Regions from separate parts of the Homo sapiens genome. Here region 1 is linked to region 2. Evidence: read pairs that join two places in POLR2A ChIA-PET (ENCODE). Cell type or tissue: Panc1. All regions are shown on one strand. Links, peaks and the distances in the headings refer to the core of each region. The heading gives the core; the rest is flanking DNA.

What was found. ChIA-PET counts read pairs that join two places held together with the same protein. Peaks named below come from ENCODE experiments on the same cell type or tissue, not always from the same donor. Only the 100,000 strongest peaks of a DNase experiment are listed, where the experiment ranks them.
Region 1: POLR2A ChIA-PET joins it to region 2 with 12 read pairs; 3 of 35 experiments call an interaction of 5 or more read pairs at or near these places.

What each region holds. Positions count from the first base shown.
Region 1 is chr2:55,219,887-55,225,268 of GRCh38, reverse strand. It overlaps CLHC1 (clathrin heavy chain linker domain containing 1), which reads left to right. Exons shown (of 13, transcript NM_152385.4): 3 at 2,776-3,034. The coding sequence starts at 2,858. It also overlaps the pseudogene CDPF1P1. Among named protein-coding and RNA genes, the nearest start is that of CLHC1, 9.7 kb to the left of the region's middle. RefSeq lists a silencer at 1,491-1,870. In Panc1, for the core only: no CTCF peak of the experiment used is centred there; no DNase peak of the experiment used is centred there; H3K4me3 peaks cover 1,327 bases; H3K27ac peaks cover 1,779 bases.
Region 2 is chr2:55,080,152-55,085,533 of GRCh38, reverse strand. It overlaps LOC105374662 (a long non-coding RNA gene), which reads right to left and starts at 5,329. Exons shown (of 3, transcript XR_002959387.2): 1 at 5,239-5,329; 2 at 3,227-3,356. It also overlaps a transcript of RTN4 not described here. In Panc1, for the core only: no CTCF peak of the experiment used is centred there; no DNase peak of the experiment used is centred there.

The DNA of each region.
Region 1 (5,382 bases), core at 89-5,088, 140 kb before region 2:
CTTACAGACCATTGCAGCCACCTACCTTGCGCCATGGTCCCGAGACAGCATGGCGTCTTCCCCCACACGGACCTGCAGGTGGCCTCTTAGGAGCTTTCTCGCTGAAGGAGGTCATCCCTCTTAGTCACATCTGAGCAGCACTCACTTAGGCCTCGGCCCCGAGGGTCATGCGGGGGCACCTGGCCGGGTTCCCGGCTCTGTCTGGTCTGGCATCTGTCTGCCTTTGGGCTACCTTTTCGGCACAGCTCCCTGGGCCTGTGGCTGCTACAAGCTGGACTCCAGCTCCCCTGGGCTGCAGTGCTGCTCGCAGTGGTCCAGAAAAGAGGCTGGGCACAGCGGCTCCTGGCTCAGCAGCATCCTTGGCGCAGGCTGGCCCAGGAGCTCCGTGCAGGGTGCTGCCAGTTGACCCAGCCCCGGCTGCACTCAATGTCCGAGAACCGGGCTGGCTGGGGGGCCTCTTTGACGGAGCTTTACTCCAAGTCTTGCTGAATTTCCTGAGGAAAAGCACTGATGTTCTCATGGACACAAGGGAGGCAGAATCTCTTGAAGTAGAATAAACTGCACTCCTTTCCAGTCTTCCTTTCTCAGCTTCTCCTGGACCGCCAGCTCCTCCATGCGCCTCAGACACTCCCAACGCCGCACTGCGGGGGTTCCTCCCGCCCTGGCCCATCTCATCCCCCTTGGCTGTTGATACAGCTCCCCTGTGTGCATGTCGCCCTGTGGCAGATGCTCAGGGACTTCTCAGACTCCAGGATCACTCCGAGTACACTGGCCACACAGCCTGCTGCACAAACTGCAGCGCCAGCTAAGGACCAGGAATCTGACATTGTCGGAGGTGAAGGGATCCTTTGTGACATAGCTTTCCTCCAGGAGGACCATCCACTGGGTGTCGGGGGAGCTTCTGCCCCAAGTAGCAGGAGGGAGCTGTCAAGGCGTGGAGTTCACACTCAAACACTCCCAGAGGACGGCACTCTGCATGGGACGCCATCCAGCTCCTTTGACTGTGGAATCAAGTACATTATCAGCTGGCCCCTGGCTCCTGGCTGTGACCTCCCTTCGCTTGAACTGAGCCTTGTGTGTAAGGGCGTATCAAGTTGTATGGGCTTCGCCGCTGGGTGACCCCAAATGCAACTCCAGGAAGCATGGGTTACCAATGACTTTAAGGTTAACGATCAGCTGGGCGCGGTGGCTGACGCCTGTAATCCCAGCACTTTGGGAGGTCGAGGCGAATGGATCACGAGGTCAGGAGTTCAAGACCAGCCTGGCCAACATGGTGAAACCCCCATCTCTACTAAAAATACAAAAATTAGCCGGGCGTGGTGGCGGGCGCCTGTAGTCCCAGCTACTCAAGAGGCTGAGGCAGGAGAATCGCGTGAACTCGGGAGGCGGAGCTTGCAGTGAGCTGAGATCTCGCCGCTGCACTCCAGCCTGGGCGGCAGAGCGAGACTCCGTCTCAAAAAAAAAAAAAAGTTACGATCCGATCGCGGGTGTGCGTGAACCTGACCCTGCTTCTCTTCTGAACACCGGGGCGTCCTAGGCCCCTGCCGAGGCTCCTGGGGGCGGTGCCTGTGAGCAGGGACCGCTGAGCGGGTCCGGGGGCGCCAGTGGTCCCCGCGAGCCTCCGCGCGCCCTCCCTCGCCCCAGAGCCGTCTGAGGTCGGGGGAACCGTCCCCCGAGGCCGACACGCCGCTCCTCCATCCGGTCCCCAAAGCCGAGAGCGGTCGCGCCGACCCTTGGCGCTCGGAGCACAGCAGGCCACGCCGGCGCGGAACTCAGTCCCGGCGAGCGGGAGGTGCCCTGAGGCTGCGCGGGGCCGGCCCACAGCGCGCTCGCCCCCGCCAGGCCGCCGCCGCCCATGATTCTTTACTGAAAGCGGCATAATGCGGCTGCTTGAAAGCTATACTCTGAAAAATACTGTTACTTTTGACATCATTGAGGGATGGATTTTAGCAGAAGTCCGGACCTCTTTTTGCTTGGTACTTTAATATTAAAGATGAGAATTAAAATAAAGTTTATTATAAAAATAAATACATTATTTATTGCTATTGTGTGCTGGGTGAAGCTAGGCCAGATAAGCGCCGGGGTCGTAAAATAGTTGACCTTGTTTGTGTCAAGAGGCTTACAAATTAGTTTTCCCACATGACACAAATAAATATAAAATACCAAACCTTCTATTAGAAAGTGTGAATTATACATAAGAAACCATCGATTATATGATACATGTGAGAGGAGTTGTGCATAGTTAGCAAGAGAAGAGCTCTTCATTGACTGGTGTTTGGTATTTCTGTCCCAGAGCAGCAGCATATGGCAGTGGAATAGCATAGACTTTTTTTTTTTTTTTTTTTTTTTTGAGACAGTTTCGCTCTTGTTGCCCAGGCTGGAGTGCAATGGCGCGATCTCGGCTCACCGCAACTCCGCCTCCGGGGTTCAAGCGATCCTCCTGCCTCAGCCTCCCGAGTAGCTGGGATTACAGGCATGCGCCACCACGCCTGGCTAATTTTGTCTTTTTTAGTAGAGACGGGGTTTCTCCATGTTGGTCAGGCTGGTCTCGAACTCCCGGACCTCAGATGATCCACCTGCCTCGGCCTCCCAAAGAGCTGGGATTACAGGCATGAGCCACCACGCTTGGCAGCATAGACCTTTTAATACATAGGTTGAAGTATTTATCACAGAGACAGATAGGAAATTTTTTTCTAAAAAAAATACATTTTTAGATCAATATTTGACTTAAGTTAAAAAATTATTATATTAATTGATGCTCTTTTTTTCTTTCAGGCTTATCAAAGTTTTGGCTTTGTTGCAAGAGCAGGTCAAGATTTAGCTGTTCTTCAGTGAACAAGTGTGCAGATTGTCAAATATGTCAGTTCATCAAATAAGAAAACATGCAGTTCTCCCACCTATCATTTGTAGAAGTGACAAGGAATTTTTGGAAAGTGTGCAAAGATACATAATTACAGAAACTGAAAGACTGGGCTGTAGTGAGGAAGGACCTGCTGATGAATATTACATCATATACCGAAATGTTTTTGATAAGGTATCATAAAGCTTTTAAGACAATTAAGTTTTCATGAGGATAGCAATGATCTATGTTGACAACCAATATTCCTGCCTTAGTAACACCACTGTTTGAATGATAACATTCCATTTGCTGATTTTGAGAAGTTCATCCAATTTCTCAGAAAGGCATGAATGGGAAAAATGCAATTCTGGATTTGTATTTCCTGACTGTGAATGAGTGTTTCAGTTATTTTAGCTTGAGAGCAGATTATAAGTTTCCTTTATATATTTTTTAAAGAGAGAGTCTCACTGTATCACCCAGGCTGGAGTGCAGTGGCACACTCATATCTCACTGCAGCCTCAAACTCCTGGGTTCAAGTTATCCTCTTGCCTCAGCCTCCTGTATAGCTGGGACTACAGACTTGTGCCACCACTCCTGACTAATTTTTAAAATTTTTTGTAGAGACAAGGTCTCTGTGTTGCCTAGGCTGGTCTTGCACTCCTGGCCTCAAGCAATCCTCCTATCTTGGCCTCCCAAAGTGCTGGGATTACAAGCATGAACTACCAGTGCCTAGCCCAGACTATCAGTTTTTGATCAACTACCTGGCTGTATGTACCCTCTGATAATAATTTTCACCTTTTCATCTAAAAGTATCATCTGATTTGTTAGGAATTGGGCTGCAAGCAGAAACATGATACTTCCTTGTTATTTTGAGTTTGTTTGTGGTATCATTAAAATCTTGGTTTAGATTTGATCTAACATTAAATTGAGGTTCCTTGTAGATTGGAGTTCTATCTAGAATTATCTAGTCATGGTTTACAAGGAATTAGACTGGAATTAATATTGGAAATAGGGAGATCAGCTTAGAAAATGCTCTGACTTTGTGGAACATATTTGATTTTGCTTTTTACGGTTTTAGAAATACCTATTATCCTTCTAAACAATTGCAGTTTGCCCACCAATCCTAATTTATTTATGCAGCTTTTTTTTTCCACCCCATCCCCGGAAGATGCCTTGACAGTGAAATAAGTGAAATCAGCATCTTTCCTCTTTGCCACAGGAAGTACTTACCTTAAGGCTTCAGTAAACTGTTGGTCTCTGAGAAAACAGTCACAGGCAAAATAGAAACTCAGTCTTTTAATTTTTAAACATTACACACTATGACTCTTATTTCTCCTCTAAATAAAAACCTAGTGCCTCACTCTAAGAGAAAGTGAGGTTCAGATAGTGATATATACCTACCAGTAGAATAAGGAAAGTTGATACGTATTCATAGGAGTATAAAATAGAGAAACAGGGTCTTTCCTTCTTTTTATATCATACAGAAAATCTATCCTTTAGAAGTGGTACATTGGCAGGTTAGCTTCATTTTATATGCTGTTAGGATCAATGATATTGCTCTTGGTGTTTTAGTTATTAAGGAATGCATTGAATGAATGTTTAAATAAAGGTAAGGTATTGAATAGGTTTTATAAATATCAAGAGTCATGCTGCGACTCTACTGTGTGAAATTAGCAAAGGAAAGTCATAACTGTAACATGTTTATCTTTGCATGCCCAAGTGTTAACACTTGTCAGAATTTTTCTTACATGAAGAGCTCTCTGCTTTACATTAATATAGTTATAGTGAAGTCATTTTGGAGGTATTGTTGGTAAATTTAATTCCTAGAGAAAACATATGGTGTTAAATAGAAAATAATATTGACATATATGGTCCCTGTTTCTTTTCTCCTGGTGAGGAGAAAAGATTTCTGTTTGTACTATTTGCACATTGCATAATTGTAAATTTTACCTTGTAAAGAATTCTGTTCTTCAGGACTGAGAGGGGATCTAGAAATGGAAATCATTTGGTACTTTGAGAAACTTTTCTTCTAGCTTCTTGATAACATAATTTACCTTCTTCATTTTCACATTATTTTAGCACATTTGATTGTTAATGAACTATTAATGACTGTCTTCTTTGCTCTTCCTACCCTCTTAAAAGGAACTAGTTGGGCAGAAGATAAAAGTGTCAGCTTGCATCTCTGGGTATTTGGAACTAGGGAACAAATACCAAATTGTGTTTAAAATCAAAGATAGATGGTTTGACCTGGAGAATCATACCTGAATCAAAGCAAGGAGGACTTGAAACTCATACCAAGAGTTGGGGGTGGACTGTAGGGTGAGTGAAAAACCTAGTAAGCAGAGAAGACCAAAGCTTGGAAGAATGAACTTTTTTAGAAATGGATGACTTACTGGGCTAGGTGTAGTAGCTCATGTCTGTAATCCTAGAACTTTGGGAGGATTGGTAGGAGCATCGCTTGAGGCCAGGAGTTTGAGACCATCCTGGGCAACATAGCAACACTCTGTCTCTACCAAAAAAGAAAAGGTGGGCAGGGATATGGA
Region 2 (5,382 bases), core at 278-5,277:
TGGGCATCACACAATCAGTTGAGGGTCTTAAGAGACTGAGCTCCTCTGAGGAGAAAGAAATTCTGCCTCTAGACTGCCATCGAACTGAAGACTGCAACACCCACTCCTCTCCAGGTCTCCAGGCTGCCCTGCAGATTTTGGACTTGCTAGCTCCCACAATTGCCAGTTCCTTGGAACAGATTTATCTACCTCTCTCTCCTTCTATGTGTGTGTGTGTGGGTGTATATGTATATATACACACACACCCCCACACACACCTATTACACACTGTGTTTGGGTTCTCCAGAGAAACAGAACCAATAGGATGTGTGTGTATATATCTCCTGTTATGTCTACGCACACACACACAGTTCTATTTCTCTGGAGAACCCTAATTAATACAGTGTGCAATAGGAAAAACCTAAAATGTCTTCTCCTACTGTTTATACTCTCAAAGCAACAAAGAGCTAGGTGCAGTGGCTCATGCCTTAATCCTAGCACCTTGGGAGGTCAAGGCAGGAGGATCGTTTGAACCCAGGAGTAAAAGACCAGCCTGGGCAACATAGTAAGATCTAGTCTCTACAATATTTTCTTTAAAAATTAGCTGGACATGGTGATGTGTGCCTTAAGTCCCAGCTAGTTGGTTGGCTGAGTGTCAGGGGGGATCACTTGAGCCCAGGAGGTTCAGGCTGCAGTGAGCTGTGATTGCGCCATTGCACTCCAGCCTGAGTGACAGAGCAAGACCCTGTCTCAAAACAGCAACAACACAGATGTTTCTGGTCACCAAAATGTGTGAGTTTTGGCCACATTAAGCAATTCTCCACTTCTTGGCAGACATTGACTGGGTATCCTACAATTTAATTCAGTTCTGACACTTACTCTAGTCAGCACAGACGCCACAGGTTAAGGGCTCAATCCCATGAGACTGCCCCAAACATCAGATGCCAAGTGCAAATAGTAGGTTCCCAGATTACCCACACCTTTTGTCTGACTTGGTTACAAATCAGAGGTTCCCATGACCCCCCAGGGGTTCAATCATTTGCTAGAATGGCTCACAGAACTCAGAGAACTCTTTACTTTTGTTTACCTGTTATTATAACAGGATGCAATTCATGGCCAGGCATGGTGGCTCACACCTGTAATCCCAGCAATTTCAGAGACTCAGGCTGGAGGATCACATGAGCCCAGGAGATCAAGACCAGCCTAGGCAACATAGTGAGACCCCACCTCTATTTAAAAAAAAAAAAAAAAGGCAGGGGGGATGCAACTCAGGAACAGCCAGATGAAAAAGATGCACAAGGCAATGTATGGGGAAGGGGTTGTGAGCTTTTATGGCCTCTTAGGGGATGCCACCTTCCATGATTTCAGCAACCCGGAAGCTCTCTGAACCCCGTAGTTTGGGGATTTTTATGGAGGCTTAATCATGTAGACATGATCAACAATTAACTCAAATGCAGTCCCTCTTTCCTTCCTGGAGGTTGCAGAGTAGGGCTGAAAGTTCCAAACTTTTAATCATGGGTTGGTCTTTCTGGTGACCACCCCCCTTCCAGAAACCCATGAAGAGTCACCTCATTAGAACAAAAGGTGCTCCTTTAACCCAAGAAACTCCAAGGAATTAAGCTCTGTTTCAGGAACCAGGGTCAAAGACCAAATATTAGAACAAAGAATGCACCTAGCAATTGAGATGCTCAGGAAATTACAAGGGTTTTAGGAGCTGTGTGCCAGGAACTGGGGTCAGACCAAATATATGCTTCTTCTTATTTCACACAGAAGATAGGATGATGAGAGGAAATTTTTAAAGTAACTGTTAGGGGAAAGAGGATCTAGTCCCCATTTTAAATAGGCTTGGGTCAACTGTTTTGTCTGAATTGTATGTGAAAACACAATTTTTCCCCTTATAGTTTCCCTTAATTTTGTATTATTTAAGTGAAAGTGCAGGAGGTTTACCTATTTTTTTAAATGTGCTTTTTATTCTAGTACGTGTGTGTGTATGTGTTTTAATCATAGTTTAAATCATAGTATATGAATTCACATCCTGGTTGTTTTTTTTTCTTCTTTGAGACGGAGTCTCGCTTTGTTGTCCAGGCCGGAAGTGCAGTGGCGCAATCTTGGCTCACTGCAACCTCTGCCTCCCAGGCTCAAGCAATCCTCGTGCCTCAGCTGCCCAAGTACCTGGGACCACAGGTGCATACCACCATGCCTGGCTAATTTTTGTATTTTTAGTAGAGACGGGGTTTTGCCACGTTGGCCAGGCTGGTCTCAAACTTCTGGTCTCAAGTGTTCCTCCCACCTTGGCCTTCCAAAGTGCAGGGATTACAGGCATGAGCCACCACACCCAGCCCCACATCCTGTTTTTATTGTTATATTTATAAGCAAGCAATTTTCTGTGTTGTGACAAACTGTCATAGATATCACTTTTAATGGCTGCATATCCAACCTATTGATATTAACTTATGTACTCATTCCTCTATTGTTTACATTAGATGGTTGTTGATGTTGTTACTGTTATTTAAAATATATAATGCAGCTTGGTGGGTAAAACACGAAATTTGAAAAGCTTTAGACCTGAGTTTGAATCTCAGAAATGCTACTTCTTTTTTTTTTGAGACGGAGTCTCGTTCTGTTGCCCAAGCTGGAGTGCAGTGGCGCGGTCTCAGAGAAATGCTACTTCTTAGCTGTGTGACTTGGGACAAATTACTCAACCGCTTTAATGTGAGATATGGGTGATACTACTTATATTTTATAGGCTGTAACGATTAAGTGAGATAACACATATAAAATGCCTAGTAGAGCACCTGGTACATAGGAGGCATTCAGTAAATGAGAAGTATAAAATTTCCAGTTCACTTTATAAAGTTCATAAGGGCAAGCAATAATTTTATTGTTTCCAACACCTACCATGGTTTATGATGCATAGAACTTAGCATAATACATATTTGCTTTCTTGAGCTTTGCAGAAATTTAGGATTATTTTCTTAAGTGGAATCACTGAGCCAAGGCTTATAGACAGATAAGGCTTTGGAAATGTGTTATAGATTGGTCTCTACCTGGCCAGGGGTGGGTGAAATTGGGCCAGTCGCCAAGGCTGGGCTTGCTGGGGATGGCCTGTTTCAGGAGCATGTTGGGAGTGTGGTAGTTTGGTTTGTGGTGGCTGCTCCTGATTTGGCTGTTCTCAAGTCTCTGGCTTTTGAGAGATATATGAATCTACAATAGCATTTTTGTTGTGATATAATCTCTGAGTACTTACAAAACAATTGCCGAGGTGATATATGATCGTTTCTATGGAAGAGCTTAGGGAGACCAAAGCATCAGGTGAATACACCTTGGTTGCTCCATTCTGAGCCCTTTGGATCCAGCTCTGTCAGCCTGTTCCATACCTGGAAGTGGTATAGCCAGTTAGAAATAATCTCTGTAAAGAGATTAAAGATACTGTCTTTATACAGATTATTGCACATTTATGCTTCTTGACTATGTCAAGGGTTGAAATTCAGTTTAGGCCTTCTACCAAGTAAAGTACCCATCTACCTGAAAGAATCAAATGGCTGTTATATTTAAAGGCAGCATGAGGGAAAAAAGCAGAAGTATGTAAGGCCTCTTTTTCATCATATTTGATAAAAATGAATTAGCAATCTTGATTAGCAAAAAGGCAGGGGATAGATCTCTCTCTCACTCATTTTTTTTTTTTTTTTTTTGAGACAGGGTCTGGCTCTGTTGCCGAGGCTGGAGTGCAGTGGTATGATCTTAACTCAATGCAACCTGCACCTGCCAGGCTCGAGTGATTCTCCAGCCTCAGCCTCCTGAGTAGCTGGGATCACAGGCATGCACTATCATGCTCAGGTAATTAAAAAAAATTTTTGAGAGATGAGGTCTCATTATATTACCCAGGCTGGTCTTGAACTCCTGGGCTCAAGCAATCTTCCTGCCTTGGCCTCCAAAATGCTGGGATTACAGGTCTGAGCCACCATGCCTGGCTGGATATCTCTTTTTTTAATCAATGGGATGAAATAAATAAATTCTCTGAGTTTGCAAGTAGTGCAATAATCACAAATGTTTAGTATTCATAATGGCATATATATATTTAGGTATGAATAATGCTGTTCTGCATATATGCCATTTAAATTAGACAGAGTAAGTTTTGAATTAATTTTCTGGTGTGTAGTAGCTTAAAAGAGAGTGAAGGCTGGTTGTGGTGGCTCATACCTGTAATCCCAGCACTTAGGGAGTCTGACGAAGGAGGATCACTTGAGCCCAGGAGTTCGAGCCGAGGCTGGACAACATAGTGAGACCCTGTCTCTACAAAAAATAAAAAACAAATTAGCAGGGCATGGTGGCGAGCACCTGTGGTCCCAGCTACTTCAGAGGCTGAGGCAGGAGGATCACTTGGCCCAGGAGGTTGAGGCTGCAGTGAGCTGTGATCATGCCACTGCGCTCCAGCCTGGGTGACAGAGTGAGCTCCTGTTTCAAAATAAGAAAGAATGTAAGAATGAAAGAATGAAAGAAAGAAAGGAAGGAAAGAGGGAAAAAGAAAGAGAGAGTGAATACAGTGTACCTTTTGAGAGCTCTGAATATTTTTTAAAAAGTATAATGTCATTTCCTTCCAAAAGAATTTTTTTCCTTTTTAAGTCCAAAAGGTTTTCAAAAGATAAAGATTGCGCATTCTTTACATAGTGTAAAATTAGTTCTTTCAAATCAACTTAATTAAGCTTGAGTAAAGAGATCCTGTCTATGGGACAGTTTGTGGATATGTATTATGTATGTATAAATGTGCAAAAACACTTTACTGGCTATTTATAAAAGACAGAAGGGTCATATGCCCAGTTAGGAAGGGGAGAATATTGTAAAATAAGATTTAAAAACTTTTCTTAGAAAGACGGTTTCAGTATACTTAATTTTTCCTACCCTTTTCTTTCAATAGAGAGTTGTCATCGAAAATAACAAGACTATTCTGGATATGAGTAACACTGAGGAATAAGATACTAAGCCATTAAAGAAGGGTATAAAAATTATGTCTGACACAGGATATGGAGAGAAATATGATGAAGATGAAATATGACAACAGAATCAAGGTAACTGGTATGAATTTGCTCTGTGATATGCAAATACAAGGAATGTCATATTTCATTTTTTTATATCAAATTAAATTTTGCTCAAGACTGCCACCTACCCCGGATAATTAGAAATCTAATCAGTCATTTTGCAGTGCCCCTTCCGTTTCTCTTGAGATTCATCAAAAATATGGCTGGGCATATTGGTTCACACCTGTAATCCCAGTACTTTGGAAGGCTGGGGCAGGAGGATCGCTTGAGCCCAGGAGTTCAAGACCAGCGTGGGTGACATGGCGAGACCCCATCTACAAAAAAAATACAAAAAGTTAGCCGGGTATGGTGGTGTGTACCTGTAGTC